Regions from separate parts of the Homo sapiens genome. Here region 2 is linked to region 1. Evidence: chromatin loops called from intact Hi-C (ENCODE). Cell type or tissue: B cell. All regions are shown on one strand. Links, peaks and the distances in the headings refer to the core of each region. The heading gives the core; the rest is flanking DNA. Region 1 has its middle 83 kb from the start of EHD3. Region 2 holds the start of LOC124905983 (a long non-coding RNA gene).

Region 1 (16,062 bases), core at 2,726-10,725:
GAGAGCTTTCCTCTAAGGCACATAGCCCACACTGGAATTTTGGAGCATACCTTCCCCATTTCTTTATTTTCAACTGTTCGTGTCACGTTTTATTGAGTCTCTAATAAATAATACACATAGTTTGTGTATGGTTTGGCCTCTTATGAATAGCATGCATGATGGACGTGTGTGTTTAAATGCAATCTAAGGATATTTCTCTTTTAACTGGCAAAACAATGTGTTTACATTAATTGTGATTAATAGCCTATTTTGACATTTCTATCATCTCATTTGGTGTGTCACTACTGACCATGTTCTTTCTCTTTTTCTCATTGTCTGCTGTTGGCTTAATCAAGCATCCCTGTCCCCCGACCCTTCCCCTGCCCCACCATTCTCCCCACCTCATTCTTTATATGAGTTTCGTGCTTCTACATCCTATTTCTATTCTTTTAGAAGTCATCTCTGTATTTTTAGCATGCACACTTGATTCAGCAAAGCCTATGTTTAATTAATATTTCTATGTTGTCACCAAACAGGATGAGAAGCTTAGAATGCATTAATTGATTTTCCCCTCTCTTCCTCCGTGTGGCTATAATCAAGTGTTTCAGTTTCACTTTAACACTCTGATTAGTCATTGTTGTTATTCTTGTACAGGCAAATATTTAGTTTTACTCATACGCTTACCTTTGTTTTTCTCGTTATTGCTTTCTTATTCCACTCCCTCCTTCTGGCTTCAATTTCCTTCTTTTAGAAACACACGCTTTCATAGTTTTTCAGCCAGAGTTTGTGAATGGCAAGCTCTGTCTCTTTTTGTTAAAAAAAAAAAAGGCTTTATTTTGCCCTCATTCATAAATGATGATTTTGCTGAATTAGCTGCTATTGATTTAGCTGAGTAGTTATATTTCCCAAACCCTTGGAATGTATTTTTCTGATGCCAGCGTAATTGTCTTTCTTTTGCAGGCACTATCTCTTCTCTGGCTGTTTTTCTTCTGTTAAAGTATTCTATTTTAAGGTGTTCTGTTGTCTAGGCATGGATTAACTTTTTACCTATTATTCTTGGAATTCACCATGCTTCTTTATCCTGAGAACTTGTTTTCAAGTCTGGAAAATTCTAAGCCCTTATTTATTGCAACATTATTTCTCCTCCATTCTCTCTATCCTTTCTTTCCTTAACTTCTAAATAGATTTGTACTGAAACTTCTAATTCTATCCTCCATGTATCTTTAGGCCTCATATTTCTCATCTCTATCTCTGTGGTGCTTTCTGGGTAATTTCCTAGGTCTACATTTCAATTATTTAATGATCTCTTCAACTCTGTCTATTTTCATGTTTAAGTAAATCGAGTTTTTAGTCTTAGTTTCTTTACTTTTATTTTCATACATTCTGATTTTTTTTCACATTCACTTGAGTTAGTACAGACTAGGTTATGCTACAGAAAGAAAATAATCCCAAATTTCCCAATCTCCATGATTGAATACAGCAATAGTTTATTTCTCACTCCTTTGTACCCAGTGGATTTTGGTGGGGTCTGTTCTACACGGTCACTCAGAGACCAAGGACGAAAGAGGCTCCATCATCTAGCAGTTGCACTACCTGGAATATGAGGCTTACTGGGTGTCTGCAACAGGGAAACGGACATCTGGAGGATGTCACATTAGCTATCCTATGGCCAATATTGGAATTAACACGCAGCACCACCTGCCACAGACCACTGGCCAGAACAAGTCATGTAGCTCTACCAAGTGCCAGTGCATGGGGAATTTTGGTAGTGCTTCGTATGTGATGATCGACACTATTTCCTTTTCCATTTATTGTATTTTATCATTGTGTTCTACTCCTTCTTTCATCTCTTTAAAACAAGTAAAATGCTTAGAACAATGCTTACCATGTAGTAAGAACTTCACAGAAGTGTTTTCTAACATTTTAAGTACAATTTATTTTTAACAGATTTTACAAGTTCTCATAGTCTAATTCTTTCCTTCAATGTGGAATATTTATTCACATAGATCATTTTTTTTTCATTATAAGCTTATTCTCAATGAGTGTTCCGTTTCCTGTGGTGAACTTGTGCTCTGTGGGTTGGGGAACGATTCCCTATAGAGCACATGTGTCTTCTGTGCTTTTATTGCCTTTTTATCAGTTCAAAGGTGAGCTTCTACCATGTGTGCTGGGTAAATATAGACCCCACACCTGGAATTTTGATTTTTCATATAAACTTTTTGTTTTCTTTTCTTCCCAAGAACTCTGAGTAGATACAATGCTTTCTTGCTGCTTCCACAGGCTAATGAATAGTTTTTTCTCTCCCCTCTTCATGGGTACTCTACATAGGGTGCTTTCCAACACTACAACCGATTCTCTGATTCTCTGGACACCAGAGTGTCCAACAGTTCAGATCAATTCTGACACTAACTACCTGGAGTTATCACAGACCTCACAGCCTAATGGCTCAGTCTCATAAGACTGCCCCTGCTTCAGTGCCAGGCCTCCTGTACTTCTGGCCAACTGGCTATAAATAGGGGTTCCCATGCCTCTCTCCTCATGTTTGATAGTTTGCCAGGACAGCTCACAGAACTCAGGAATGCACTTTACTTACATTGACCAGCTTATTATAAAGGATGCAAATGAGCAACCAGATGAGTTCCAGGCATATAGGGAACATAGGAAAAGGTCTGAAGGGTCCTAAGTGCAGGAGCTTCTGTTCTATGGAGTTGAGGTGCCCCCATCTCCTGGCACATGGATGTGTTCAACCCGGAAGCTCCCTGAACCCCATCGTTTAGAGGTTTTTTATGGAGGTTGGATCACATAGGCACACTCTATTATTAACTCAATCTCCAGCCCCTCTTCCCTCCTGGGGAGGATGGGGTGGTGTGGGAGGGTAGAGTGATGCTAAAAATTCTAGGCTTCGTATCAAGGCTTGGTCCTTTTGGTAACCAGTCGCCATTCTGAAGCTGTCTAGAAGCCCACCAAAAGTAACCTCATTGGAACAAAAGATACTCCTATCACCTAGCAAGTTCCAAGCAATTTAGGAATTCTCTATCAGGAACCAGGGATGAAGACCAAATAGAAGTTTCTTATTATGCCATAGGTACTATTTGGTATAGAAGTTCAGCTTTCTACCTCCATCAGCCTGAGAACATCTCATCTTCACCTGTGGATGTTAAATCCCTAAGCCAAGCCATGAGGACCGATGTCCTGTTCCCAAGCCCACTGGACTGCTCAGCCATTGCTCTTGACAGTCTGACTTGGAGTTTTCTCTTCTCTGGAATCTGAGAGTTTCCTTTTCTTTATTTTGAGCTCAGCTGGATATTAAAAAATTATATTACAGTTTCTACAACATTTCTATCTATTTGAAGCAGCAGAGGAACATTCATTTCCTTAAACTTCCATGTTGCTAGAAGTTTTAAGAGGTTATATTTTAGAATCCTACTTGTAATCCTATTTATTTTTTGTGTTAATGTACATCTTAGGACCAACTGCCACAGCAGTCAGATTCCAAGCATCAAAAAGATTTAGATATCCTACTTTTGCACATTCTAGTTTTTCTTATGCTGTCAGTATCCATCACTGGCTACTTTTTTCTATATTTGCAAATATTTCCGGGGTCCATATTTTAATTCCTAATTGCCATAGAGATTCATTTTATTAAACAATAAACATCCATCTACTGGTAGGAAGACATCCTTCCAACAAAAATTTAGCTCTGACTACGTATGAAGCGTTCTGCAATGCCCTAAAAGGAAAATAAAGATGAATCAGCCTCAGATACTGCCCCAAGTAGCTCGCAGTCTATCTAGCAGGAGAAATACAACATGTGCACAAATAACCCTAAGACCAGGTGGACCACGGTGGTGGCTGAAGAGACCTGGGGAAGAGTGTTTGGAGAATTCAGAGACGGGAACGCTCACGTATATGGAGGGAGGAATTGGAGGAGGTTTCACAGAGGTGGCATTTGCATTGATCCTGAAGGATAGTGTATTGTTTTCTATCGCTGCCATAACAGATGACCACAAATTTAATGGATTAAAATCACACCTATTTTTATTATTCCACAGTTCTGTAGGTTAGAAGTGTGGGTACATGTGGCTCTACTCAGTCCTCTGCTTAGAGTTTCACGAGGTCAAAATCAAGGTTTTGGCAGGGCCGTGTTCCTTTTGGGAGTTTCTGGGGATGAATCTGCTTCTAAGCTCATTGTTGGCCGTTCCTTACAGTTGTAGGACTAAGGTCTTCACTTCCTTGCTGGCTGTTAGCTGGGGGCTGCCCACCTTCTCCTCATGCTTTCCACGTAGCCTTCAGCAATGGGGGTCAAGTCCCTCTCACGCTCCCAATCTTTCTGTTGAGTTCTGCCACTTCTCTTCTGACTCCAGCGGGAGAAAGTTCTGTGCTTTTAAGGGCTCATGTGATTAGATTGGGTGCACCTGGATGATCTGGGCTACTCTGGCTTTTTTTTTTTTTTTTTTTTTTGACAGAGTCTTGCTCTGCCACCCAGGCTGGAGTGCAGTGACACAATCTTGGCTCACTGCAACCTCCGCCTCCTGGGTGCAAGCAATTCTCCTGCCTCAGCCTCCCTGTAGCTGGGATTATAGGCATGCACCATCACACCTGGCTAATTTTTGTATTTTCAGTAGAGACAGGATTTTGCCATGTTGTCCAGGCTGGTCTCTAACTCCTGACCTCAAGTGATCCACCTGCCTCGGCCTCCCAAAGTGCTAGGATTACAGGCGTGAGCCACCGTACCCAGCTGTACTCTGGCTATTTTAAATTCTGTAACCTCAATTACATCTGCCAAGCCTCTTTTGCAATGCAACATGATATATTTACAAGATGCAGGGATTGGGGCATCTTTGAGGGGCCATTATCCTGCCTCAGTATGGATAGACTTTACATCTGCTGAGCCATGCCAGAGGGCTCTTCAGCAAGAGGGAGTGGGAAGAACAAAACCATAGAGGCAGTAAACCACATGGAAGGGGCAGTGAGAACAGCCAGCCTTGCCTGGGGTGCTAACCAGTTAGTTTCCTCCAAATGATGAGATATGTGTGCAAGCTCTTGCACAGAGTAAGACCTTCTGAACCAGAGAAAGCCAGCCACAGATTCCTGTCCTAGGGCATGTAGGCGTTCCCCGCTGCTCATCTCAGTTCTGTCAGGGAGATTGCTGTTGTAGCGTTTCTACACTTCCTGTGTACACCCTGTTCCTCCAGATGTAACAATGTAGAGCCAAGCACCTTCAACAAATAAAATTTATTTACTATTACATTTGTTGCACAAAGTACTGGCAAATCAGAAGAAGAATATAATAGTTGCCCATAATCCGGACACTCAGAACAACTGTTAACACTGGTGTTTTATGAGGTGCCTTTAACAGGCAGCTTTCCGTGTCTATTAATGTTCTTTCTCAATGGTATTTTCTATTGTATGGATGGCACTGTAGTTTATTTAATGGACATTTGGCTTACTCCCAAGTGGTTTTGCTCTCATAAACATGGCTGAGATAGCATAACAAGAGTTGTTTTGACAGTCATGTTAAACAGGATGTCAGCAGGCCCTCAGTGGGAATGCGAAGGGGAACTTGGGGTGGTACAGCTGTGTGAGGGTGAGTGGCTCCTTTCCTAGTTTCTTCATCCTGGCCTCTTAGCTAAACCCCTGTGTACTGCTTTGTTGTTAACTTGGTCCAGCTGCACCCGAGAGCTCATTGAATGGTTCACTTAAGAGCTATGCATTTCACTATGTGTAAATAATCCTCAATATTTTTTAAAATTAAGTATGTCCTAGTTCCAAACCAGCAAGATCTTGCTGTTTTTGTGCACATTCACATAAATGGGATTGGATGTAATAAAAACCAAAAAAAAAAAAAAAAAGGCACAGAGAGGAGCTGGCTGGGCGCTGGCCTCCAGCATGGGACGGTAAAGGGAGTAGTTACTGGGAACAGGCTCAGTTTGGTGAGGGGTGGCCACCACACTGCTTTGGCCCTCAGCCGCCTCATTTGCATGAAGCCCCACCTTGCTGGCTTGTGCTGTGGTGGGGGGTTAAGACCCCGTATATAAAAGTCCAGCATGGCACCTGAGATGAGACAGGGAGTCAACATAGAGGAGCCATTCTTGAACCTCCAGGAACTTTTCCGGGGAGGTGCAGTCGGCGCTGGGCTGCTGTGCTCTGTGGTTTCCCCTGTGGGTTGGTGGTGAGTCAAGGGCCCCCTGGGAAGAGCAGAAAGAAGACAGGCGCTGGGGATGTTGCTAACTGCTTATTTCTGAGGGTCAGAAAAACCTCAACTCAGTACAGCTGGGCTGTGCCCTTCAAGGGTGGAGCCTGAGGGTGGAGTTAAGTAGAGAGAACTCTGGAAGGGGGTGAGGCAGGGGCCAGAGGAACTGGCAATTCTGCCTGAAGGAGGTGGGCCTAGGGTGCCAGGGGAAGATATCTTTTTCTTCCCAAAGCAAAAAAAAAAAGGAAAAATGACAAGAGCTCTGCTCAGAGCCTGGCTCAGGGCTGCTTAAATGTCTCTGCTGGCACCACTATCCTAGCCACTGCCTTTACAATTTCATGTGGGAAATGAACACGCTTACTATGATGAAATATCAATCTCATGCAGATTTTGAAGGGATTACGTATACACACATCTGCTTTGGCTTTGAGGTTATTTATATTTGAACAGCAAGCTGCGTGCCTTAAGTTCTAGTTATTAGGAATGTGTAGGCCATGGTTTATACTGATGCCAACCTGCTTGCCTACATACTGTAGGGTGAACCATATCACCCATAGAAAACAAATTGATAGTGATGAAACAAATATAAATTATCATTAAAGACCAAAAAGACCAGCAATTTTAAATCACGACCCATTCAAGACAACAGTGATGGTCCTTTGATTACACTGCGTCCTTCTAAATGACTACCAATGGGGACTTCCAGTGACTTTTGTGGACACTTACCCCATGGAAGTCTGCAGGATGGCTTGCTGCTGCAGGTAACTCTGGGCAGAAGAGTGGGTTGGCACCCCCTTTAAGCCTGACAAAATTCCTCATGTGAGTTTATGAGTTCCAAATAATAGTAATAAACTCAATAACTCACTAGGTAGGTGTTTGGTAAATGATCTTTTGATGTAAAAATGAAATTGTATAAACATTAAAGGAGGATCAGTGAGTGGCTTATCGGAACCATCCTCCCAGTATTCCCCGGGGTTAAATGTTATACCCTGAGAAGGCTTGACAAGAGCTCTGAATCATCTGAGCTGGTTATTGAAAATGCAGGTTCAGGGCCCCCCTTGCAGAGATTCTGGTTAAATAAATCTAGAGTGAGACCCAAGAATCTGAATTTTAAACAAGCCCTGGAGGTGATTCTGATGCATGTGGTCTGCAGATACAAATTGATGGAAAATGCCCAAAGAGAATGGGGCCCCTCTCTGCCAGGTGTTAAGAGCACCTGCTATTCTGAGCAAATGCTATTCTGAGAGCATTTGCAGGCTGGAGTCTGCCTTTATGAGCTCTGGGTGGGAAGGTAGTTCAGGCTGGTTTATACAGCCACATACAGGGAAGACAGTGAAGAATGCCCAAACATAGGGGGTGCTCTATGCTGGAGAAATGTTTAGTTTAATCCTTGAGTTGCGACAGGTTGGCAGGAACTAAAGATCTCTTAGAGAGGGATGGGCCTGAGGCATGAGAGACGCAGAGGCCAGGTCCAGAGATGCAGCGTGGAAGGGAGGGGACCATGGAGAAGGATAGAAGGACATAGCAGAGGGGATAAAGAGAAAAAAACGCATGTACACATGACACCTATTATAATTATATGTTGAGGGCTTTGCCTGTGTCAGCCCATTCACTCCTCAGCACAGCAGTCTAAGATGGCAATAACATTCGTTTTTTACATGAGGAGACAGTGGCTCCCAAAGGTTAGAATAAGAATGGAAGTCAGAGTTTTATTTCAGGACCATGTGGTTCCTAAGCTCTCACTCTTGATTTTGTGTTTCTTTAGGCAAGTAAATGATGTTTAGCCACTATACCCATCTATATACGTATTCATTATTTCATTCATTCACTCAACATGAATGAGCTCCTGCTAAGTGCCAGGCACTGAGACAGGGGCTGAGGATTGACAGGTGGACAAAAGAGACACTGCCTTAGATCTTAATAGGAAACATGAATATTAAACAGTCAGACACGTAACTATAATTTTGCAAAGAGTTGGAAGAACTGAAAAGGAAAATTGCAGGTTCTGTGAGAAATAAAGCGGGGACCCTTAATTTAGAGTGGAGGGTCAGAAAAGGCCTCTATGGAATGTTGGACTTGAAGGATGGGTAGGAATTAGCTAAGCTCAAGTGTGGGGAAAAATGTCCCAGAACTGTGCTGTCCAAAAGAACTGTTGTGCTGTCCAATATGGTAACCATCAGCCACATGTGACTAGCAAGCACTTAAAACGTGTCTAGTGTGACTGAGAAATAAATCTTAAGTTTTGTTTAATTTTAATTAATGAAAAAATACATATTTCTTAAAAACCACATGTGGCTAGTGGCATCTGTATTGGACAGCACAGCTCTAGAACAAATGGGAAGTTTAAGCAAAGGACCTGAACTGAAAAAGGGTTTGATGGCTTCCAGAAGCCTAATTTGTGGTGGGTACAGTGGGGAGACTGAGACAGCATGAGGCCTGAAGGGAACAGGGCTCAGAGTGTGCAGACACTTGAAGGAACAGGGCTCAGACTGTGCAGACACTCAAGGGAGCAGGGCTCAGAGCATGCAGGCACTTGCAGGCCTCATGAGGGGTTTTCAATTTTACTGCAGTGGGGAAGTTGTTGAAGGATTTTGAGGAGAAGAGTAACTTGGTCAATTTTTGTTTTAAGATCACTTTTCACTGTAGCAAACGGATCAGAGGGAGCTAAAGTTAGAGAAAGGAAACCAAGGAGTAAATATTGTCATTTCCTAAGAAAGAGATGTTGGTGGCTCAGCTTAAGGTGGATACTGTGGAAATGAAGAGACATGGGTGGATGTGGTATAATTTCTAGATAGAATGGATGGAACACACAGTTTTAAACATACAGAATCCAGTAGCCTAGGCCTGTGTTGTCTAATATGGTAGCCGTTAGCCCCTTGTGGCTCCTTAAATTTAAATTAATTAAAATTAAATGAAATAAGTCTTTCTGCACTGTACCATTCACATTTCAAGTGCTCAAAGGCAACACGTGACCAGTGGCTGCCATTATTGTACAGGGTAGCCTTTAGTGAACATTCCTGTCATTGTAGAAACCTCTACTGGGTAGTGCTAAAGTCACTTGGAGAAATGTTTAAAAATGGATCTAGAAGAGGTCATCAGGTCCAACACCCTCACCGTGGAGGTGACATGCTGGGGGACACTCAGCTGATTCCTGGGTGTTGCTGGAGTGGTGCCTAAACCAGGCTCTCGGGTGGCAACCTTTTCCACCCAAAGCATCAGAAGCATCATGGGCAGAATTGCCTGCTTCCCCAAGGGCTTTGTATCCTGAGAGAAAGGCCCTGCTCCAAGAGCACAGGGCAAAGCAGTTCTCACTCCTCCCCAGGCTTTTATCCAAGAGAGGGGAATGGGAGCAGAGGGGAAGGGCACATGGGTGGAGTAATGAGACCCACTTGTCAGAAGGCTAAACTAAAGCGTTACCAGCGGTGTTTGTCTAAGGAAAGGCTTCTGAAAGGCTCAGGCCTGATTTTGACTCAAACCATTTAATAATTCTATGGCAGCCTGAAAAAGAAAGGCTGAGATAGAAACAACAGAAATACAACCACCATTATTGTTTCCAGCTAACATGGCCTATCACTGGAGGCTCAGAGAACGTGTCTTTAGTTACTTCTGCAGAAAATAATGCATTGCTTTCTGAAAGCCACACACCACCCAGGCCACTCAGTCCATCCCCTCACTCAAGAAACACCACAGAAATGGATTCCAGAGAAATCCGATCAGCATACCCTTGCCACACAAGGCAGGACCCCAAGTGACCCTTGTTGTCTCCAGAAAGCATAAGGAAGAAGAAGAAAAAAAAATCCAAGGTACCAAATCCTCCTGGTGACCTAGTAATCTGGGAACAATTAAGCGAGTTCACAGGAAGTAAGTAAAGCGAGGAAAAAACTTTGTTTTCATCACCTCTGAGTTTCTAGTTAGGGACAGGGCTTGGCTCAGATAAGTCAAAAGGAGGGGAGTGGGGAGCTGCTGGAGGAGCAGGCTTGGGGAGGAGAGGAATGCACAGTGGGAGGATACCTTGGTTTGCTAAAGCTGGGACACACTTCACTGTGGGACCATGGGTTGATCTCCACCTCCCCTACCCTGGCAGCTCAGGACTGCAGGACTCAGGGTCACAGGCCCTAGGAGATGACCAGATCCCACCTCAATGGCAGCAGTGGTGCCCTGACTGTCTTCTAGTATTTCTTGTTGCCCTGTGCCCTCTTGGAGTATGGACAGATGACGCATGACTATGCCACCTCCATGTGTCATATCCCTCGGTCAATACTTGAATTTCCATCTCTCACATTTGTATTGTCATTACTCTTGAATAGGATAACAAGGATGGGCTACCATTAGTTGAGTATTGCCTATGTGCTGGGTGCATTGCTAAGGGCTTCATGTGCATTATCTCAATTAAACTTCACAATCACCCTATGGGACTATTGTTATCTCCACTTTACCAGTGAAGAAAATGAGGCTCAGAAAAGTGAATATGATATAGCAATCATTCTCCTGGGTATTTGCCCAATTGAGTTGAAGACTTAGATCCACAAAAAAACCTGCACATGGATGTTTACAGCAGTTTTATTTGTAATTGCCAAAACTTGGAAGCAACCAAGATTTCCTTCAGTAGGCGAATGGATAAATAAACTGGTACATCCAGAGAATGGAGTATTATTCATTACTAAAAGAAAATGAGCTATCAAACCATGAAAAGGCATGGAGGAAGCTTAAATGCATGTCACTAAGTGAAACAGCCAATCTGAAAAGGCTACATATTGTGTAATTCCAACTACATGGCATTATGAAAAAGGCAAAACTATGGAGACAGTAGAAGCATCAGTGGTTATCAGGGGTCTGGGGGCAACAAAGGATGAACAGGTGAAGAACAGAGGATTTTTAGGGCAGTGGAACTACTCAGCATGATGTTGTAATGGTGGATGCATGTCATTATACATTCGTCCAGACCCTTAGAATGTACACCAAGAGTGAACACTAATGCAAAGTATGAACTTTGGGTGATAATGATGGGTCTGTGTAGGTTCATCAATTGTAACTAATGTACCGCTTCAGCATGGGATGTTGACAGTGGAGGAAGCTGGGGTTGGGGGTGATATATGGGAAATCTCTGTACTTCCAACTCAATTTTTTTGGGAACCTAATACTGCTCTAAAAATTAAAGTCTAGCCGGGCACAGTGGCTCATGCCTGTAACCCCAGCACTTTGGGAGGCTGAGGCGGGAGGATTGCTTGAGCCCAGGAGTTTGAGACTGGCCTGGGCAACATAGCAAGACCCTGTCTCTACAAAACTGAAAGATTAGCTGGGCATAGTGGCATGTGCCTGTGTTCCCAGCTACTCAGGAGGCTGAGGTAGGAGGACTACTTGAGCCCAGGAGGTCAAGGCTGCAGTGAGTCATGTTTATGCCACTGCACTCCAGCGTAGGTGATAGAAGGAGACCCTGCCTGAAAAACAAAAAGTCTATATTAAAAATAAAAGCATCAGCATCTGTTCAAGGTCCCCGCACTAGTGACCAGTGTAGCTGGAACCCAAGTGCCGGGCTCTTCAACTTCAGATACTACGTTCTCCACCTTTATGGTGTCCCATATCACTGCAGGCTTTCATACCTCACAAATACTTTTGTTTTTAATTAACCACTTTAGTTCACAGTGATCCTATGATGTCAGCATTAATTCTATTTTCCAGATAAGGAAATAGGCTCAGAGAAGTTAACTAATTCACTCACGTCATGTACTGGGTGGGTAAGTAGCTGAGTCAGAGCTTGAATCTGGGCTGAACTACTCAAATCTCTGTGCTCTTCTCAAATAACACACATCATCCAGACACTCATCTGATTAAGCAGACACACAGTGCTGTCTGAGCTGATTACTGCACCTGCAGTAATCGCCAGGGATAGCGATATGACTCTATCAATATGACCTATCCATATGACTTCTGCTAGACCTTAAGTCATTCCACCAGCTGCTGGCAGTAGTTGGAGCCTATGTAGATGTGGGCCACATCACCACCAAAGCAAGGTGCATGAAAAATGCTTTGTCAGTGGTTCACACCTAGAAAACAGGGGTGTGTGACTAGTGGAGAGAGAAGGAAAGAGGGTGGTAACTGGGTTAGTGTGCTGAAAAACCGATATCCAAGCCCAGCACCTCACTTCTCACCAGAGAAGGCTCAGCTCTTCTACCCACTGAGCCTTCGGATGTGGGGCCATGGGTAGCCAGACCTCCTGGTTATAGGGGAAAGCTTACAGCAGCAATGGTCATGGAGAAGGCCCTTTGGAAACACTGAAGAACATTTAAAACTCCCTTCTCTCGGCTGGGCATGGTGGCTCACGCCTGTAATCCCAGCACTTTGGGAGGCCGAGGCAGGCAGATCACACGGTCAAGAGATCGAGACCATCCTGGCCAACATGGTGAAACCCCATCTCTACTAAAAATACAAAAATGAACTGGGCATGGTGGCACGTGCCTGTAGTCCCAGCTACTCAGGAGGCTGAGGCAGGAGAATCGCTTGAACCTGGGAGGTGGAGGTTGCAGTGAGCTGAGATAGTGCCACTACACTCCAGCCTGGAGAGAGAGCGAGACTCCATCTCAAAAAACAAACAAACAAACACAACAACAACAACAACAACAACAAGAACAAAACTCCCTTCTGTCTCTGTCCTTTCTCTAAAGGCAGTTTGACAATGTCCTTCTTTCCCTCGTAAGTGGAGAACTTGCCTGATTTTAATCCTGGGCACATGCTGGTCTCCTCTCTCCTTCTGGCCCTCTTTCTTCCCCTTGCTTCTAGGCCACATGCCTTTCCTTATTCTCTCCTAGGAAGGGAGGAGATGGAGGGAGCTGCCCATGTTTTCCTTGAGTTTTGGCAAGAGTGTAGGGTTTTAAACCTCAGTGTTAACTAACCACTCCAGAATACTGCAGGAATAAACCAGGAAAGCCAAGAGAACCCACAGACCCTCTGAAGGAAGTGGATTGCCCCTGCAAAACCCGGGAGACAGCCCAAATACTGTGAGTGCCTAAGCTGTGGAGGTGGGAAAGGGGGATCGTCTGCCCCCAAACACATACCCTCACTGGGGAACCTGAGGGTCTAAATTATGGGAGAAGATTCTGACCTTACCTGGAGCTAAGTCAATTTAGAAAGCTGAGCAAAATACAGTGGTAGAGGAAGCAGTGGCAAAAACCCTGTGGGCTCTGAGTCTCCTGGGAAGCTATTTCAGACTTGTCTGACAGGGGTCCTTGGGGAGGGGAGGAACTAAGAAAAGACCACAGGGAGAAGGAAATCTCCAGCTGAACTTTGTAAAAATTCCAACCAAACGCAAAGTTTCCTGGCCAGAACTCAGGGGAGGGCATGAATCTGTTGTGCAGAATCCACAGGTGGGGAAGCACAAAAGCCCTACTTGCTTTTGCAGCTGGGAGGCTTGTAGCCTGGGGCAAGTTCTCAGCCCTGTTCACCTGCTGGCTGGAAACAGACTGTTGCTGTTGATGGGGCTGGGTGGGACACAGTGGGAGTGAGACCCACTTTTTGGGTCATGTGGAAGCTGGTTGAAGAGTGTGACTTCTGGATTTCTCCCACTTCCTTGACCACCTGCATGACATAGCAGAGGCAGCCATAATCCTCCTAGGAACATAACTCCAATGACCTGGGAACCACAGCCCCAACCCCCACAGCAGCTGCAGCAAGACCCACCCAAGGCTCAGACACGTCGAGCCCCACCCCCACCTGATGGTCCTTCCCTATCCACCCTGGTAGCTGAAGACAAAAGGCATATACTCTTGGGTGTTATAGGACCCCCAACCCACCGCCTGATCCTCCCTATACTACCACAGCTGATGCTCTCTTGAAAGCACCACCCCCTGGCAGGAGGCCAACCAGCACAAAAACAGTGCATTAAACAACCCAAACTACGGACCCTCTCAGAGTCCAATTCACCCCCTGCCACCTCCACTGGAGCAGGTGTTGGTACCCACAGCTGAGAGACCGAAAGACAGTTCACATCACAGGACTCAGTGCAGACAACCTGTAGTACCAGCCTGAAGCCTGGTAGACTTGCTGGGTGGATAGATCCAGAAGAGAGATAACAATCGCTACAGCTCGGCTCCCAGAAAGCCACATCCCTAGGAAAAGGGGGAGAGTACTACATCAAGGGAACACCCTGTGGGACAAAATAATCTGAACAGCAGCCTTGAGCCCTAAATCTTCCCTCTGACATAGCATACCAAATGAGAAGGAACCAGAAAAACAATTCTGGTAATATGACAAAACAAGGTTCTTTAACAGCCACCCCCCAACCCCTGCCAAAATCACACTAGCTCACCAGCAATAGATCCAAACCAAGAAAAAATCCCTGATTTACCTGAAAGAGAATTTAGAAGTTCAGTCTTAAGCTAATCAAAAATGCACCAGAGAAAGCTGAAGTCCAATTTAAGGAAATAAAAAAAAATGATACAAGAAATAAGGGGAGAAATCTTCAGTGAAATAACTAGCATAAATAAAAAACAATCACAACTTCAGGAAATAAAGGACGCACTTAGTGAAATGCAAAATGTCCTGAAAAGCCTCAGCAATGGAATCAAACAAGAAGAAAGAACTTCAGAGCTTGAAGACAATGTTTTCAAATTAACCCAATCCAACACAGACAAAGAAAAAAGAATAAGAAAAAATGAACAAACCCTCTAAGAAGTTTGGGATTATGTTAAGCAACCAAACCTAGGAATAACTGAGATTCCTGAGGAAGAAGAGAAATCTAAAAGTTTGGAAAACATATTTGGGGAAATAATTGAGAAAAATTTATTTGGCCTTGCTAGAGACCTAGACATCCAAATACAAGAAGCTCATATAACACCTGGGAAATTCATTACAACAAGATTATCACCTAGGGACATGGTCATCACGTTACCTAAAGTCAAGACAAAGGGAAAGAATCTTAGAAGCTGTGAGGCAAAAGCACCAGGTAACCTATACAGGAAAACCTGTCAGATCAACAGCAGATTTCTCACTAGAAACCCTACAAGCTAGAAGGTATTGGGGCCCTATCTTCAGCCTCGTTAAACGAAACAATTAGCAGCCAAGAATTGTGTATCCAGCAAAACTGAGCTTCATAGATGAAGGAAAGATACAATCTTTTTCAGACAAACAAATGCTGAGAGAATTCACCACTACCAAGCCAGGACTACAAGAACTGTTAAAAGGAGTTACAAATCTTGAAACAAATCCTGGAAACACATCAAAACAGAACCTCTTTAAAGCATAAATCACACAGGACCTATAAAATAAAAATACAAAAAAAAGAACAATTAAAAAGACAAGGTATACAGGCAACAAATAGCATGATGAATGGAATAGTACCTCGCATCTCAATTCTAGCACTGAATGTAAATGGCCTAAATGCTCCACTTAAAAGATACGAATTGCAGAGTGGATAAGAATTCCCAACCAACTCTCTGCTGCCTTCAAGAGACTCACCTAACACATATGGACTCATATAAACTTAAGATAAAAGGATGGAAAAAGACATCCCATGCAAATGGACACCAAAAGTGAGCAGGAATAGCTATTCTTACATCAGACAAAACAAACTTTAAAGTAACAGTAGTTAAAAAAGACAAAGTAGGACATTATATAATGATAAAAGGCCTTGTCCAACAGGGAAATATCCCAACCCTAAATATATATGCACCTAACACTGGAGCACCCAGATTTATGAAATTACTACTAGATCTAAGAGATGAGATAGACAGCAACATAATAATAGTGAGGGACTGCAATACTCCACTGACAGCACTAGACAGGTCATCAAGACAGAAAGTCAACAAAAACACGATGGATTTAAACTATACCCTCGAACAAATGGACCTAACAGACATTTATAGAATATTCTACTGAACAACTGCTGATTACACATT
Region 2 (16,546 bases), core at 3,901-11,900, 60 kb after region 1:
CGTTGGGCAGCTCGTGCCCCTCCAGCTTGACTTTGATGAGGTGGTTGGCCAGTGCAAACTCGTCGTCGTCCAGCATGCCATCCTTGTCAATGTCGGCCAGCTTCCAGATCTTGCCCAGCACACTGTTGGGCAGCTTGGAGCGCACCATCTCCTTCTTGGCATTAGCGCCTGTGATCTTGCCATCCACCGGTGACAGGGTGTAGAAGATCTCGTCGTACATGGGCTTGTCCCTGGCCACCACCCACTCAGCATCATCGATACCTTCTCCAGCCCCCTCCCCATAGCCATGCCCAAAGGGGCCGTGCAGGGTGCCCTCGAACGCTCCGCCCTTCACCATCTGGATGGGCCGCTGTGACTCCTCCTGGCGCACTAGCACCATGAGCTGGGCAATGTCATGGGCCAGCATGTCGTCCACTACCTCCAGCAGCTTGCTCTTCAGCGGCTGGAACTTGCTAAAGTCCTGGGCCTGCAGCTGGTCCTGGGAAGAGGAGGAGAGAGGATGAAGATAGGATACGATGAAAGGAGAGCCCTCCATTTATCACGTGCCTCCTATGAGCACCAGAATGTTCACAGCTGATCCCTTTCTACAATGAAAGACCTGTGACCTAGAGGCTCAGCTGATGGACATCACGTGGTAATCGAAGGTATGAGAGAGGAGGGGAATAAAGGCCCACTGGGCTGATGATGGGATTTTTCAGTAGGGGGTAGAAGGGTTGTAGGGGCTGGGGAAGAAAGGGAAATTTAACAAGTATTGGCATGATCTATTTATTTCAATCCCCTTCAATGTCATTCCAGAGAGGAAATCATTACATTTCTCTTTAAGTCAGTTTTGGCTATTGAATCATGTCTCTTGAATGCTGTACCTCTGAGACTGGGTCATGTGGGCCTCTACTTTAATAAGGGTTATACTGTACTTGAAAATCACCGCAAGTGCCTTCACTACATTACCTCGTTCACTCCCCCAGCGCCCTTCTGAGGTAGGAAAATCACATTCTATCCCCACTTAGTGAAAACAAAAACAAAAACCAAACAGGGCACAGGGTACTAAAACCAAATCATAACAGAAGCCAAAGGTCATCCCCAAATTATGGTTCTTAATCAGGATGCTCATCGGAGTCACCTGAGGAGAGTTTTCAAAATACAGTCATGTGCTGCATTACAATGTTTCAGTCAATGAGGGACCACACGTATGACGAGGGTCCCAGAAGACAATAAGGGAGCTGGGAAATTCCTGTTGCCTGGTGACATTGTAGCTACTGTACACAACACAACGCATTATGTGTTTGTGGTGATGCTGGTGTAAACAAACCTACTGTGCTGCCAGTGGTATAAAAATCTAGCACACACATTTCCATAGAGTACATAATACCGGATAATGATAACGGCTATGTTACTGGTTTATGTAAATATTTACTATACTGTACTTTTTATTGTTATTTTAGGGTGTATTCTTTCTACTTATTTAAAAAAAATGTTAACAGTAAAACAACCTCAGGCAGGCCCTTCAGGAGGAATTCCAGAAGAAGGCATTGTTATTACAGGAGATGACACCTCCATGTGTATTACTATCTCTCAAGACCTTCCAGTGGGACAAGATGTGGAGGTGAAGACAGCGAAACTGATGATGCTGACCCTGTGTAGGCCTAGACTAGCATGGGTGTTTGCATCTTAGTTTTTAGCACACACAAAAATAAAAAAGTAAAAAATAAATTTTTTTAAATAGAAAAAACTTATAGAATAAGGATATAAAGAAAATATTTGTGTATAGATATACAATGTACATTTTAAGCTAATTGTTACAACAAGAGTCAAAAACTTTGTAGGCTAGGCGCGGTGGCTCATGCCTGTAATCCCAGCACTTTGGGAGGCTGAGGCAGGCGGATCACGAGGTCAAGAGATCGAGACCATCCTGGCCAACATGGTGAAAACCCCGTCTCTACTAAAATTACAAAAAAAATTTAGCTGGGCATGGTGGCACATGCCTGTGGTCCCAGCTACTCGGGAGGCTGAGGAGAATCGCTTGAACCCAGAGTTGGAGGTTGCAGTGAGCCGAGATCGCGCCACTGCACTCTAGCCTAGCAACAGAGTGAGACTCTGTATCAAAAAAAAAAAAAAAAAAAAGTCTGTAAAGTAGAAATGTTAATTTATTATTGAAGAAAGAAAATGTTTCTAAAAATAAATATAGTGTAGCCTAAGTGTACAGTGTTTCTAAAGAAGTCTACAGCAGTGTACAGTGATGTCCTAGGCCTTCACACTCACTCACCACTCACTCACTGGCCCACCCAAAGCAACTTCCAGTTCTGCAAGCTCCATTCATGGTAAGTGCCCTGTACAAGTATACCACTGTTTATCTTTCATACTGTATTTTTACTGTACCATTTCTATGTTTAGATACACAAATACATGGTGTTACAATTGCCTACAGCCTTCAGTACAGTCACATGCTAGGTCTGTGGCCTAGAAGCAATAGGTCATCATACCATATAGTCCAGGTGTGTGGTAGGCCCTACCATGCAGGTTTGTGTATATACATTCTATGGTGTTCACACACAATGACAAAATCACCTAACAATGCATTACTGAGGATGTGTCCCTGTCATTAGCAAGGCATGACTGTCCCCGAGGGTTTGACACAGCAGGCACAGGCAGGCAGGTGGGCATGCCGATTTTGAAAGAGCTCCTCTTGCCTTCACATGACAACCCACACCACACCATAAAAGAAATATCTTCCACTTTGCAGGTCTCTGCAATTTTGAAAGTTTTCGAGTCTAGAACACCAACTTCTCCATGGCCTGTAGAGGGTGATAGGGTGACAGCTTTCTGCTCCTACCCTGGCTCTGGCCACCTAACTCTCCAGAAGCTGGGAAGAGGCCAGTACACAGGGTGAAGCACAGCTAGTCTGCTGCAGAAAAATGCAAAAAACACCCACAGCTTTCTAGGGCAAGTGTTAGCCTGGGTACTTCTCACCTCCTTCCTAGGGTGAGGCTGAGCCAGGAAGGCCTTAGGGCTGAAGGACTCCTGGAGGAGGAGCAGACAGGGCCCTATCTCCCACCCCTCAGAGCATCACGTCCCAAGGTCCTCCCACCTCTCATTCCTCCTGTCCCTCCCAGCCTGCTCACATCTAGGTATGTTTGGTGGGCTCCCATGCAGGGGTCCCAGTATCAACTAGGGGGCATGGTGGGTGCTCCCATTACCCTACGATGGACACCCACACAGGACAGCTGTTTACATTGTGGATTCAGCATATTGAACTGCAGAACAGAATATTGAACTGGCAAACAAATGAGGTGAGAATCTTTGTTTTGAAAGAATTCCTCACATTAAAACTGGGGTCTTAGGGTCCCTTTCAAATGTTATCTTCCCAAATGTTTGCTTACAAATCATTAAATTCTTAACAAAAGCAGAAGCGAAGAGCTGAAGTGCTCCAAGTCAAGGACCGGGAAACCCGCAAAACAAAAGCAATGCTGGTTAGTGAATGGCTCGTGGTAGGTGGTTATATGAGTGAATGGACACATGAACAAATTCCAAATACTTGGAATGTATATTTTTTTCTTTTTCTTCTGCCGGATAGGAAACTAAAAATGCCTATTGAGGACTATAGTGATGTTATGAAAAACCTAGATTTAAACTGAGAAACTGATTCCCAAGCTAAAGATCAAAACAAGAGCAACAGCATCTATTAAGTGCTTCTGTGGCTGCTATTTTTTGATTTTTCTAATTCCCTAATTTTTTTATTTTTTGAGATGGAGTCTTTCTCTGTTGCCCAGGCTAAAGTGCAGTGGCACAATCTTGGCTCACTGCAACCTCTGACTCCTGGGTTCAAGTGATTCTCATGCCTCAGCCTCCCGAGTAGCTGGGATTACAGGTGCTTGCCACCATGCCCAGTTAATTTTTTTGTAGTTTTATTACAAGTTTTGCCATGTTGGCCAGGCTGGTCTCGAACTCCTGGCCTCAGGTGATCTGCCCGCCTCGGCTTCCCAAACTGCTGGGATTACAGGCGTGAGCCACTGTGCCTGGCCTCTAATTTCCTAATTCTAGAATCATAAGAAGTTGCAAACATTGTACAGTGGGTGGGTGCTTTGTGCTCAGCACCCACCTCCCTCTGCCCACCTAATGATTTGCTACTGTGTACTAAGGGCATAGTCTGTCTGGCTTTGTGCTAAGGGCTTTGCAAAGATTATCTCACTGATGCTCACAACACCTGTATAAGGCGTGATTTTGTAGCTTCAGTTTACAGATGAGGAAATGGAGGCTCAGAGGATCCAGTCAATGTTGTGGTTTCCTGCTTGGACCTTTGGGCCCAGCTCCTGGCTCTTCTTCTTGTGGCCTATGTGAATGCTACACTCAGAAAATGCTGAGACCTCTGTTTCTTCTGTAAAAAGGCAGATGAAAAATGCCTCCCTCTGATGAGTGCTTTGGGGAAAACCGTAAGAAACCATGTGTGATGGCCACTGGCCCAAGATAGGCACCTGCAATAGGACCCAAAGATGACGAGTTCCCGTGTGCACTTCTGCCTCCCCGAAGCTCGTGTCCCAGATTGCTCACAAGGGGGACCTCAGATGTAAACTCGAGCACTTTAAGAGCCTGGAGAACCTTGGTCAGGTGACCCATCCCACTGCACCAGAGATGGTGGGGACGTCAAGCCTGTGGTGGCTGTGACTAGAGAAGGTCATTAACTGGAGGTGTCAGCCCCCCAGCATCATCTAACACACCTGCACCACTGGGGCGGTGGGCTCCGTGTTTCTCCCCAGGCCCAGACATGGCCCCTGTTGGGCCAGTGATGGCCCAGCTAGGAGTGTAGATCCAGGGCCACCTCCTTGCCTGCAGATTCTGGGCGGGGTTCTCCCTGGGGGGCTCCAAGAGTGGCCTCCTCCATACTCAGGCTGCTCAGCCAGCTCTCGGGACACTGTCCCTTGTCTTAGAGACCCCAGCCCTCGCTACCTGCATCCTCTTCAGATTGGGGAAGTCCCCAGGTGAGATCTGGTGCTCCCGCTCGATCCGGCCATAGATCTCGGCCAGGTTGTTGACCAGCTCCTTCTTCTTGTTGTCCTTCCCGAACACCGAGGGCATCTCCTTCTTCAGAGAGCTGATGATGTAGGCGTGGACCTGACAAACAGGGCCAGAGAGAAGCCTTCACATCAAGACCCTGGACGGTCCCTTCCTTCTAGGATGGCTCTTGCATCATTCCTTCCCCTACATCCCTCCCGCCTCCTCCTGCTCCTACTTTTGAAATAATTTCTACCTCTACCCTCATGGCTCCATGTTGCTTGCAGGGCTGGGCTGTTTTTCTATGTTATGTGGGCAAGGTGAGGTTGTGGGGAGCTATGGTCAAGGCAGGGTGAGGTGGTCATGTTGCTGCTGCTGAAGGCAATACCAGCAGCTGACAGTTGCTGAGCATCTCTGAAGGTGCCAGACACTGTGATGAGGGCTTTGAGACTCTTTATTTCACTTTATCCTCCAACAACCCCTTCATTTTACAGATGCAAACAGAGGCACAGAGAGACTAAAGGCCTTGCCAAGGCTGGGAATCCCACAGACAGTAAACAATGGAGTCAGTTCCAATCTGGCCATCTGACCTGAGAGCTTGTAACCATGGCTCCCGCACTGTCCTGCCCCTTGGTGTCACACACATGATGCACTGGCTGTTGGAGGCAGCAACCCTCAGCTCGTGCAGCTGACCCCAAACTCTGGGCCCCTGCCCAAGCTGCCCACCTCCCAGGGGGCTGCCTCACCTTGGCCAGCCTGGCCCTTTTGATGAGGTCGTTGAGCTTGCGCAGGGCAGCATTTCGGGGCAGACTCTGGATGTCCCTGAATAGGTCCTGTTCCTCAGCCTCAAAGAGCTTCCGGTTGTCAGGGATGAGGAGGGGGTGGGACCAGAAGGAGCCGATGTAGACCCGGATCACCTCTGGGGTGTTCACGATCTTCCCCAAGGACCACATGAGGGCCCCGTACACCCGCATCAGCTGCTGCGTCTCGATCTGGTCAGCTTTGTTCAGCACCACTCGCATCTTGTCCTCGTGGTTCTTGAGGGCTTTGATGACTTCTGAGAACTCATCAGAGATGTCCAGTTTGTGGGCATCGAAGAGCAGAATGATGCGGTCAACCCGCTCGGCAAACCACTCAAGGACAGCTGCAAAGTCATACCCTGCCGGCAGAGGGACAATCAGGGGCTGGGGCCTTTGGGGTATAGGGTAGGGGTTTGGAGAAGCAGTCGGGTGTGGTAGAAATAACACAGTCTTGGGAGTCAGATCTAAGTTTAAATCCTGGCTCCTCCACATTTTAACTGTTTGGACTCCAGCAAATTACTCAATGTCTCATAGAATTTTTTTCGTCTAAAAATACTGTTAAATACTAAAATAATATGAATACCTAGTTAATAGAACTATGAAGATTAAATACTCTTAGAATCCGGCACTTAGTAGGTGCTCAGTAAATGCTAGTTACTTTTTTTTTTGAGACGGAGTCTTGCTCTCTCACCCAGGCTGGAGTGTAGTGGCACTGCCTCTGCTCACTGCAACCTCTGCCTCCTGGGGTCAAGTGATTTTCCTGCCTCAGCCTCCCGAGTAGCTGGGATTACAGGCATGCGCCACCATGCCCGTCTAATTTTTGTGTTTTTAGTAGAGACAGGTTTAACCATGTTAGCCAGGCTGAGTCTTGAACTCCTGACCTCAGGTGATGCGCCTGCCTTGGCCTCCCAAAGTGCTGGGATTATAGGTGTGAGCCACCGCCCCCAGCCAGCCACTGCGCCTGGCCTAGTAACTCTTATTAACGTCATTATTTCCATACCAGCTCCCCTATCCGTGCTTACTGTATTTAGCAGCCCGCTGGAAAAGAAAGTCTGGACACCTAATCTGACACAAAGACCCAGAAATTCTTTCTAAGGTCTGAAAACAATGAAACACTAAAAAGTAGATACTGATGATGGTTCAGACCATGCCTGTCACTGGTCTGGAAGAAATCTGCAATTCTTGTTATAAAAACATCTTGTTCTCACTCAGGCTCTTTCCTTTGTAATCAGCTGCAGCACAAAATTCCCAACTCTTGAAACCACAAGGGGTTTCTTCCTTAGGATGTGACTGGAACTCTGGCCACCCGCATCTTGGTTATCTAGCACTAAGCTGCTTTAGGTCAGACTGGTTACAGGAGCCCCAGAGAAGTTGTTCTGCTCAATCCCAAGTAGCTGTGGATCCAGTAGGAGCTGAAGTAGGAGGGTGGACCAATAGTCTATACATTCACTGACACCCAGAGCCCCAGTAGGTCTTACCTCTGTGTCTCAGGCTCCTCTTACATAAAATAGGAAGACAAGAGATAAGGAAGTGGGGCTCAGAGAAGTCAAGTGATTTGTCGAAGGGCACACAGCCCATGAGCAGCAGCAGTCGCATGAAGATGGAGGTGTTAGGCTTTCCCATTCTGAGTCTGAGCAGGGTTCTCAGCCTCTCCTCCTGCCACTCCCCCGTGGCATACCTCTGGCACCAAGGTAGGAGCCCTTTCTTGGGTACTAAAGTGACCAACCATCCTGGCTCCCCATAGCACAAGGGTTCCAAGGTGACACACACTGGGGACCCAAAGCTCATTGCCACCATCGAATGGGAAACCAAATCATTAGGAAAAAGCCTGCCCTGCCTCACAGAGGGAGGCTAGAGACCAGGCAAGATCATCAGGCAACTGCCTTGTGAGTGAGTCAGACTTAAGAAGCTCTGACTGTCTTTAACAGGGGTCCTGACTTAGCCTCCATCAGAATCCCCCCAGGGCTTCTTAAAACCCAGATGGTTGGACTCTATCCCCAAAGTTTCTGATTCAGTAGGTCTGGCGCAGAGCATTTCTAACAAGCTCCCAGGAGATTCTGATGCTGTTGGTCCAAGGGCCACACTTTGAATACCACTGGCCCATAAAAATAACAATAGCATTCAAAAGGTGTTCAGCACTGACCTAAGTACTTTATAATCATTCATTCCTTTAATCCTCACGATGACTCTGTGTAGGGTCATTAGACACTAATATCAGCCCCACTTCTCTGAGGAGTAACCAGAGATACAAACAGATAAAGGAACTTGTCTAAGGTCACCCAGCTGGTAAGCAATGGGCTGGGACTCAAGTCCAGGAAGGTAGCCCTGGAGTCAGTGCTATGAACCACTGCACCGAGTTGGCTTTCACTTTCAAAGGCTGTCATTTCAGACTAAGTAGCAGGCATCGATGGGGTGGGGGATGAGGATGAATGGAGCCAACGGAGCTAGGTTTAAAAAGCCTTTCCCCCACCCTGTGGCATCTAGTGAACACCCAGTGGGGTACATATTTAGGACGTGTGGAGGCACTGCCACAGGGGGTAGGGGGATGGGATCAGACGGTCGGGAAAACTTGCTGCCCTAAAGCTTCCTGGAGGACCCCTGTAATGTTTCCCTGGTGGCTGTAAGAGAATTCTAACAAACAAAGGAAGGTCAAACCCTCCTTTGGTTACCCGGATGCCAGTACTACTCCATTTTCAGCTCCTCTGTCTTTGGTAAATGAAGTGCTTCCAAGCATTCCCATTGCCATGTGATTTTCTCCAAGATCTGTCAGCTGCTCAATGAATATACAGCTCAACTAACACCTGAGCCTTCTCCCCCTGCTCCTGTGGCGTAGACCTATGAGGCTACGAGGAGCTTAGCCATCAATGGTCCAACTTCCTGATTTACAGATAGGGAAACTGAGGCTCAGGAAGGGGCAGAGCTGGCCCAGTATCTCCAGGTGCCATCCTGAGGATAGTTCCTGATGGGTGCGTCATCGAGGGCCTGGTGTGAACTAGATTTTGCCTTCTCTTTTGAACACAGGTGTCCTGTCTCGGCTCAGAGACAAGGCCCAGGAAAGTGCTTCAGAGGCTGCTCTGCCCAGTGGGCAGGGGCATCATCAACCCTCCCTCGGAGATGTTCACGCAAACTCTAGGAGTTAAGTGACTCAGCCAATACCACCCATGAGACACGACCCCTAGCCTCCAACTCGAAGTTCAGTGCTTGCTGCAGACGGTAAGATGTTCATGTCATTATCTCATGTCACCCTCACGACACGCTCTGAGGCAGGCAGCGCGAGGAGTATCGTTCTCACTTCCAGGGGAGGAAACTGAGGTTCAGAGAGGAGAGAGTCAAACAGTTGGCAAGTCGTGAGGCCAGATGACCCAGCTGTCAGCCATCCAGCCGTTCTGCACCTGGCCGCTCCCTGCCTCCCTCCCTCCCTCCCTGGCACGCAGGCACAGCCAGCTCCTCACTGGAGCCCGGGAAGCCTAAGCATTCCCACTTCAGGTGAAGCCTGCAGCCCGCACTACTCCCCTCCTTCCTACATCCCTCTGTCCATCCTTCCCTTCCCAGGGATGGCTCCAGCCTATTTTTATCTTCCCTTCAGCACAGCGCATGGCAAGGCTGCTGTCACCTCCCAAAGGCAGTCCCTCAGAGCTGTGGGTAGGGAGGGGCCAGAGGGCTAAGAAAATCCCCAACCCCCACCTCTGCAAACAGCTCACAGCAGGAGGGCAGTAGGGACCCTCCACAACTCCCTGCCAGGCCTCTGGCCTTCTGCTGCTCCTTATTCCCCAATCTGGATTTTAGCTGTGCCAGTGCAGGCCACAGGAGGGGCTGCTGGGAGGACCAAGACTGGGCTGCAGCTCCCTCTCACCTGTCCAGCAAATCTCAGCCCCAATATATTGGCTCAATGGCTCAGAACAGGCTAAGGCAGCCAGGGCAGCCAGTGTTGAGTCCTATGCTGACAAGGTAATGGAGGTTTATAGAGGGTGAGAGAAAGGCCCAAGGCCATGCAATGCTGGGGGTCAGAGCCAAGACCTGAACTCCAAACTCAACTCTTGCACTGTAGCCACGCCTCCACCAGGCTGGGGAAAACAAAGACACCAGAGAAGCTGCAGAGAAGGGAAGAGGCTCTGTCCCTGCAACTTGCTGCAATCCCTGATGACACCAGCGATGTAAGAGAAGGCTGTGTCTGCAAAGGCTGAGGGGCAGCAATATGTCCATGCTGCCAGAACAGGATAGACCCCTGCCTATCCCTGTCCCTGCCCTCAGTGGTCTTGTAGCATCATGCACGCTCCTGTTCTGCTCTTCAGCTCACTGAAATCATCCTCGGTGCACTGGGAGCTGGACAGGGCAGGGGCAGCACCTCACCCTTCTGGGCTTCCCCTGCACCCAGCACGGTGTGTGGCACACAGCAGGTGCACTATCAGTATTTGCTGAACGGAAGTGAAACGTGGAAAACGTGGAAACCTGTTCCACGTTTGGCATCTGGGAGACAGTAAATGAGTAATCTCTGGGCCTCAGTTTTATGGTTGAGGAATCAGTGACTCAGTCGTAGGGTTATTGTGAGGATCTAAACAAATCAGAGGATGCAGGTGAAACTGCTGAGCTGTGACCTTGGCTGTTCTCATTGCCCTGCTGTTTTTTGTAAAGCACTCCTTTTAAGCCCTAGTTTCTATGAGATGGGATGTGCTCTGTAGGAGTCACCAGAGGAGCACTGGCCTGGGTGAGTCCACCTCTCGTTTCCGCTTAGCCACTAACTTACTGTGTGTCCTTGGGCAAGAATCTCCCCTCTCTAGTCCTCTGTCTCTTTGCCTGTCAAATCAGGGGATTGAGCTGGACAACCTCCGAGCTTCCTTTCTCGGTTCACAATTCTCTGCATCTGAGACCAGAGGTGTGAGGGTGGGGAGTACAACAGGATGGATGGAGATTAGCTACAAGGGACCCTTTGCAGGCACAGCAAGAGAGAGAGGCTGCAGGCTGCTGTCTTACAGGCCTCGGGGATGCCTGTGTGAAGTCTGCCTCTGCCTGAGGACAGGCCAAGGGCTTCTGGGAACTCTTTCCGTGATTTTATAAGCAGAGGCCTCCTATTTGCTCTGGAAAGCTGCTATCCAATTACAGACTCAGTAATGCCAGAAGCTTCCAGCCAGGTGTGGCTGTGAAGACCATGACCATCAAGCAATGACTCCATGGGTTGCTCTGAAGCTCGACTTCCCTGCTCCTGGCTAACCCCGAGGCTGTGTCATCTGTAGGGTGGATATTTAGTTGTTCACTTGGCCTGGACTTAGGTGCAGATCTAGGAATGGCGGTATCTCAAAGGTATGGACTGGACCCAGTAAGAAAAAGGGTATGGTATAGGATTAGCTTTCTCATTTATTTGGCAAATCTGAACCTCAATTTTCTCAGCTGCAAAATAGGGATAACAAATGACTGAATGAGGGGTCTGTGGTAGAGCTGAATGAGGACTCTGTGGTAGAGCTGTGGCAACAAGATCTGACAGCACAGACTGCCTCAGCAGCTGCGGTGAGTGCTATGGCCAGTGACAGGCCCCCTTCCCCTCTCTGGTCCCAGCGATGGCTCTGAGACCCACAACGGTAGCTCTTGGGCACCTGCGGCAGCCCAAGTGTTCATGAAATATGGACTAGTGAGTCGGGGGAGATTCAAGCCCCAAGAGACAGAGCAGAGAAGCTGCCCTTCCTGGACTTCATAGCACAAGTCTGCTGGCTCTAAGAGGTCTAGTCAGCCAGCTCCGGGCCTGGAGACTGGGCAGCCTGCAGGGATCTATGGTCCCCTCCAACCGGAGGCTCCAGATGACTGGAAAGAAAGCACTTTGAAGTAATGCCAGGCAAGAGGAAATCAATCAGACAAACACAGTAAGGAAAGCCACCCCTTCCTCACCCGCCGGCTTCCATCATGGCCTGGCATGCAGTGCCTGGGCCCTCACAGGGCAGCATACTTCTTCGGGTTTCCAGCCACGTGACCTCATTCGCTCTTCATAATTCTCTGTATCCCAGGAGGTAAGTAGGGCATACACATCTTACAGGACAGGGAATCTGGACACAAAGAGATTAAGGGGCTTGCCCAAGCTCACACAGCCAGGTGGTGGCAAACTCAGGCCTGGAACCCAGCTCCTTGACTTGCAGCCCACATTCTCTTTCTATAACAGCTCACAGCCATGTGAGCCTGAAGCTCAGAGGCTGAGCCCTCAAACCAGGCACTTACTTGCGGTGGGTACATACAAAACCCCATCCCTCCCCAAAAAAATCTCCGTCAAGATTTAAAGGCATTTGAGCAAAAGAGGAATAACAAGGCATCAATTTCCAAAATGTGGGAAGAGTTTGGCTGACAACGGGGAAGAAATGCCACATTAGATGCTTCCCAGAAGTAACGGCAAAGAGCGGCCCGAGCAGATGGTTGGCAAGGCCTTTTGAAGGGCGTCAGGACTCGGCTGCTCTGCCCAGGCACAGGAGCGCCCACACAGGCGTGCCTGTACCGGCACGTAGTCTGGGAAGACCCAGAGGCCTTTAAGTGCAGGCTCTGCTCCAATGAGGGTGCCCTGGATGGGCTAGGAATGTGAGGCTGCAAGGATCAGCCCAGACCTGCCAAGGTCTGAGCCCTAAAGACCCCTAGAGGAAACCTGGAGATGAGAGGTTTGCCCTCATTCCTACCCCCTGTGCTCTTCCGGGGCAGGTGATGATAATGTGCTGAGAAGCCGTGGACCAGGAATAGGAAGACCCGAGTTCCCTAGATGTGTGATCCGGGCAAATTTTCAACCTGCTCTGGCCTTACTGAGCTCACCTGTGCAGAAAGGGGCCTGTGGGGAGGAGCTTCAAGCTGTGCAGTCTGTGATGTGAGCACAAAGCCCCGCCCTGCTTTCCTAAGGTGGCGCCTATGGGGATTTCTAGCTGGGAAGCAGCCAGGAAATGTGGTTCCTAAGCTCAGGACACTCAGCCTTCTGGAGCCCTCCCACTCCTGCTGCATCCTCACTTCTTCCCAGTAATGAGCCAGGCTGGGGCACATCCTGCCACTTCCAGGAACCACCTCCCTGTCTTCCTCCCCTGCCCACCCCAATGCATCTGCATCCAGAGACAAGTGCTGGCCCAGGACCTCCCAGAATCAGCTTCCCGGGCACCCCAGCCTTCTTCCCACAAGACACACCCCGCCCCAGGCCCAGTAGAGGGTCCACACCCTGAGCAAGGACGACCCTTTGCCGCCCTAGTCCAGCCTGGGGCCCGAGTGCTCCTTCCTGTGAAGCCTGAGGTCTTGGAGCCCTGGGAAGCAGCTCACTTTGCAGAACAGGCAGTCTAATATGGCCAGTAGGGGCCTCTGTGCCGACTTGATAACCATGCCCCTTTTTATCTGGTGAGACACAGCCCTGCGCCAGGTATGAGGCTCAGTGAGCAGAAGGTGGGCTGAGTTTCAGGTTCTAGATGCCCTCGTGTAGGACATAGTTGGCAGGACTATCCCAGGGAGGAAGGGTGTCCGGTCCTTGCCTGGGCTGGCTGGAGTAAGGCGAGAAGCACCCAGTCTGCTCTGTGGCCAAACCCAGAGCTCTTGGAGCCCTAGGCAAGAAGCCATGAGAAAGCAAGTTTTGTTCTATGCACACATTTGTGTGTGTGTGTGTGTGTGTGTGTGTGTGTGTGGGAGGGGGTTGCTGTGGGGAAGAGGGGAGTTGTGTATATGCAGGATATGTGTGAGGAGTGTGTATGCATGTGTGGGTGTGGGAGTGGGTGTGTGCGTAAAAGGAGGTATGGGTGGGGGAGGGTGGGGGAGGTGTGCGTCAGTTTAAACTGGAGCTATGTGTTCTAAGGCCAATTGTGAGAAAGAAAGGGGTTGGGCTCTGCACCCTGGAAACTTTACTCGTTTGGGGTACCACAGATAACTGAGGGTGTCTGACGCCCTTCCCCCAACTGTCCTGGTCTCCTCAGGGTGCTGAGGTCAGCACCGCCCCAGGCGCCAGCAGCCCAGTTCTAGCTCTTGTTTTTAACGCAGGCTGCTTTTGCCAGCAGCTGCATTTACAGTCTGGACTCAGGAAAGCAGAAAACAAACTGGCCTGCAAAGCCACTCCTGGGGCCATCATTTCTCCCAGAGGTAGGGGGACCTGGTGCTTAGTCAATGTGGGATGGGAGGCATTAGGAAGTGCAGGCAAGAACACCAAGGGCCTAATTTGCTTAAGGCAGTCACTGGGGTCCAAAGACAAAGGCAGGAGAGAGGTAGTGAAACCCCGTCTCTACTAAAAATACAAAAATTAGCTGGGTGTGGTGGCGCATGCCTGTCGTCCCAGCTACTCAGGAGGCTGAGGCAGGAGAATCGCTTGAACTCAGGAGGCAGAGGTTGCAGTGAGCCGAGATTACGCCATTGCAGTCCAGCTTGGTGACAGAGCGAGACTCCGTCTCAAAACAACAACAACAGCAACAACAACAACAACAACAAAAACAGAAATAGGAAAAGAATAGAATAGGATAGGAACTGAGGAAGGCAGGAGTCCCTGGGAACCAGCCTGCCACATACAGGTGCACAGGCTGTGCACTGCACAACTACAAGGGAAACTATTCACACAGATTACTCTGGGATTGTATGATAGGTGGTGCCAACTGACAGGGAGGGAGGGAGGAAGGTAGCTCATGGTGATCCAGACCCAGGGCTATGGCCCGTGTTTTCATATGGTCTATAGACCTCACAAGACGGCTGTGTGGTACATATCATTACCCCTTGTTACACATGGGGACACTGAAAATGTGACCTGTTGAGACACACACAGGTTCTAAAGCCCAGAACTCTGAATTCCTAGTACAGTGTCCTTGGAAACCGCAGAGGCTGGAGTCCTCTCTGGACCCGCTGGTCAGGCTACACTGGCCTTGCAGGTGCACATGTGACGTCCCCCAGGGAGTTCACACTGGGAAGGGGTGGCTTTCCCCAGCCTTCCTGGAGGAGTCCTGAGCTGCCTGAGTGAAACAGCAAATCCCCTTCAGGCTTAAACGCAGGGTAAACCCCAGATGAACCACTTGGGGTTGGGAATAGGTGGGTTAGGAGAAAGGGGGTGCTCCGGCAAACAAACCAAAGCAAGACAGAAAAACCACCCGTGCTGTCCCTCCACAGGGCCCTTAACAGGGAGCCAGGTGCTTACAGCGTGCGTGCTGGCTGGAAGGAGGGAGGCTCAGACATCCCTATTTTCCCAGGCCAGGGGTTCCAGCTCCCTATCACCTCCACCATACAGCCCAGAGATAGGGAGCCAGGAGATCAAGTCTTCCAAGACCCCCTTCCCAGGTGACACTGTGATGTCCCAGAATTCACAGGCCACCAATTACAGGAACTGCTAACACAGTTTCCCAAGTCCCTCCTGACTCAGTTGCTTCATTTCCCCTCTTCTTCCCAGGTCTCACCTCCTAAGCAAAGCAAGAGGTGGTAAGGAGGAAGGGCAGGGCTTTCCTCTCAGGATGTTCAGCCTCCCCACTCCCTCCCACCTGCTACAGGATGAGGACTCCAGGCTGTGTCTTCCCTGGAGGGCTGACTCGGGTTAACCTGGCCCTTGAGCAGGCTGCTGACCTGGAGGGCCTCTCTCACTGTCTTCCCTTTCCACTCCCAGCCATGGCAGCTCACACACAGGCATAGTGTAGCCTCAAAGAGCCGAGCCTGGCCCTGCACCACACACCTGCCCTCATCAGAAGAGAGCTGCTTTCTGCAGAGAGGACACCAAGGCAGCTCACAGGAGCACTGGACAGAAGCCCAGGTCTGGCACTAGTGGCCTGCACCTGGGCCAAGGGCCTGCACCACTTGGGCCTCGTCAATACACAACTGCAGGAGCACTGGCCTGTCACACCATGAGGCTGTGACCTCTCCTCTGAGGGGTCTGGGGTGAGCAGTGCTGGCCTGGGCAGGCCATGCTCTTGCAGAAAGAGCAAAGGTTTCTGGGCCCCACTATTGTGGCACAGACATGGGCAGGGCAGATCTGTGTCCCAGCCAGAGCCACAGAGCACAGAGGGTGAAGGCACATGCAGACAGTCACCTACCTAGGTCCATTCAGGCAAGAGTTCTAGCTGCTTCCCAGAGAACCCCAGCAGTTCAAAGCCCTTCCTTACCCATAGGCTGACTTCTGAGTGCTGATGTGGCTCCAGCCCTGGCAACTAGCTCCAATATTGGGGTGGGCATGGCGTCATCTGATTTTCTTGCCAGAGATACAACACATGGCACAGAGAGGGTAGTGGGCTATACAGGACACTCAGCAAACTGTGCCAGGACAGGCTGGGGGTGGGGGCCCAGAGCAGTTGTTTTTAGCTTTTGATAGCATCTGCCTAGCATTTTAGAGTTAGAAAAAAGAAAACAGGCTGGGTGCGGTGGTTCCCGCCTGTAATCCCCAACACTTTGGGAGGCCAAGGTAGGTGGATTACGAGGTCAGGAGATCGAGACCATTCTGGCCAACATGGTAAAACTCCGTCTCTACTAAAAATACAAAAAATTAGCTGGGTGTGGTGGTGCACGCCTGTAATCCCAGCTACTTGGGAGGCTGAGGCAGGAGAATCGCTTGAACCCGGGAGGCAGAGGTTGCGGTGAGCTGAGATCGTGCCACTGCACTCCAGCCTGGCAACAGACTGAGACTCTGTCTCAAAAAAAAAAAAAAAAAGAAAACAACGATGATGATGATGATCATCTATAATCCCTCATGGTTACTAGGTACTTGCTATGTGCCAACCAGAAAAGGCTTTTTATCTTAAGCATTTCTTTTAATCTTCAAACAACTCTGTAAGATGGATAATACTATTCCCACCCCACCCGCCCCCACC

Evidence for each region. A loop is a pair of places that touch in the nucleus more often than their neighbours do. Peaks named below come from ENCODE experiments on the same cell type or tissue, not always from the same donor. Only the 100,000 strongest peaks of a DNase experiment are listed, where the experiment ranks them.
Region 2: it touches region 1 in a loop (6-fold over the local background); 5 of 110 quality-filtered maps call a loop at or near these places.

What each region holds. Positions count from the first base shown.
Region 1 is chr2:31,308,998-31,325,059 of GRCh38, reverse strand. No RefSeq gene overlaps it. Among named protein-coding and RNA genes, the nearest start is that of EHD3, 83 kb to the right of the region's middle. RefSeq lists a silencer at 6,205-6,274. In B cell, for the core only: no CTCF peak of the experiment used is centred there; DNase peaks (open chromatin) are centred at 5,089, 5,569 and 6,169; H3K4me3 peaks cover 895 bases; H3K27ac peaks cover 1,862 bases.
Region 2 is chr2:31,250,109-31,266,654 of GRCh38, reverse strand. EHD3 (EH domain containing 3) reads right to left here. Exons shown (of 6, transcript NM_014600.3): 4 at 5,733-6,145; 5 at 4,942-5,106; 6 at 1-478. LOC124905983 (a long non-coding RNA gene) reads left to right here and starts at 715. Exons shown (of 4, transcript XR_007086270.1): 1 at 715-3,287; 2 at 8,808-8,999. RefSeq lists enhancers at 9,486-9,535, 9,621-10,448, 13,400-13,479, 13,760-13,809, 13,850-13,929. In B cell, for the core only: no CTCF peak of the experiment used is centred there; DNase peaks (open chromatin) are centred at 8,134 and 10,284; H3K4me3 peaks cover 1,979 bases; H3K27ac peaks cover 4,298 bases.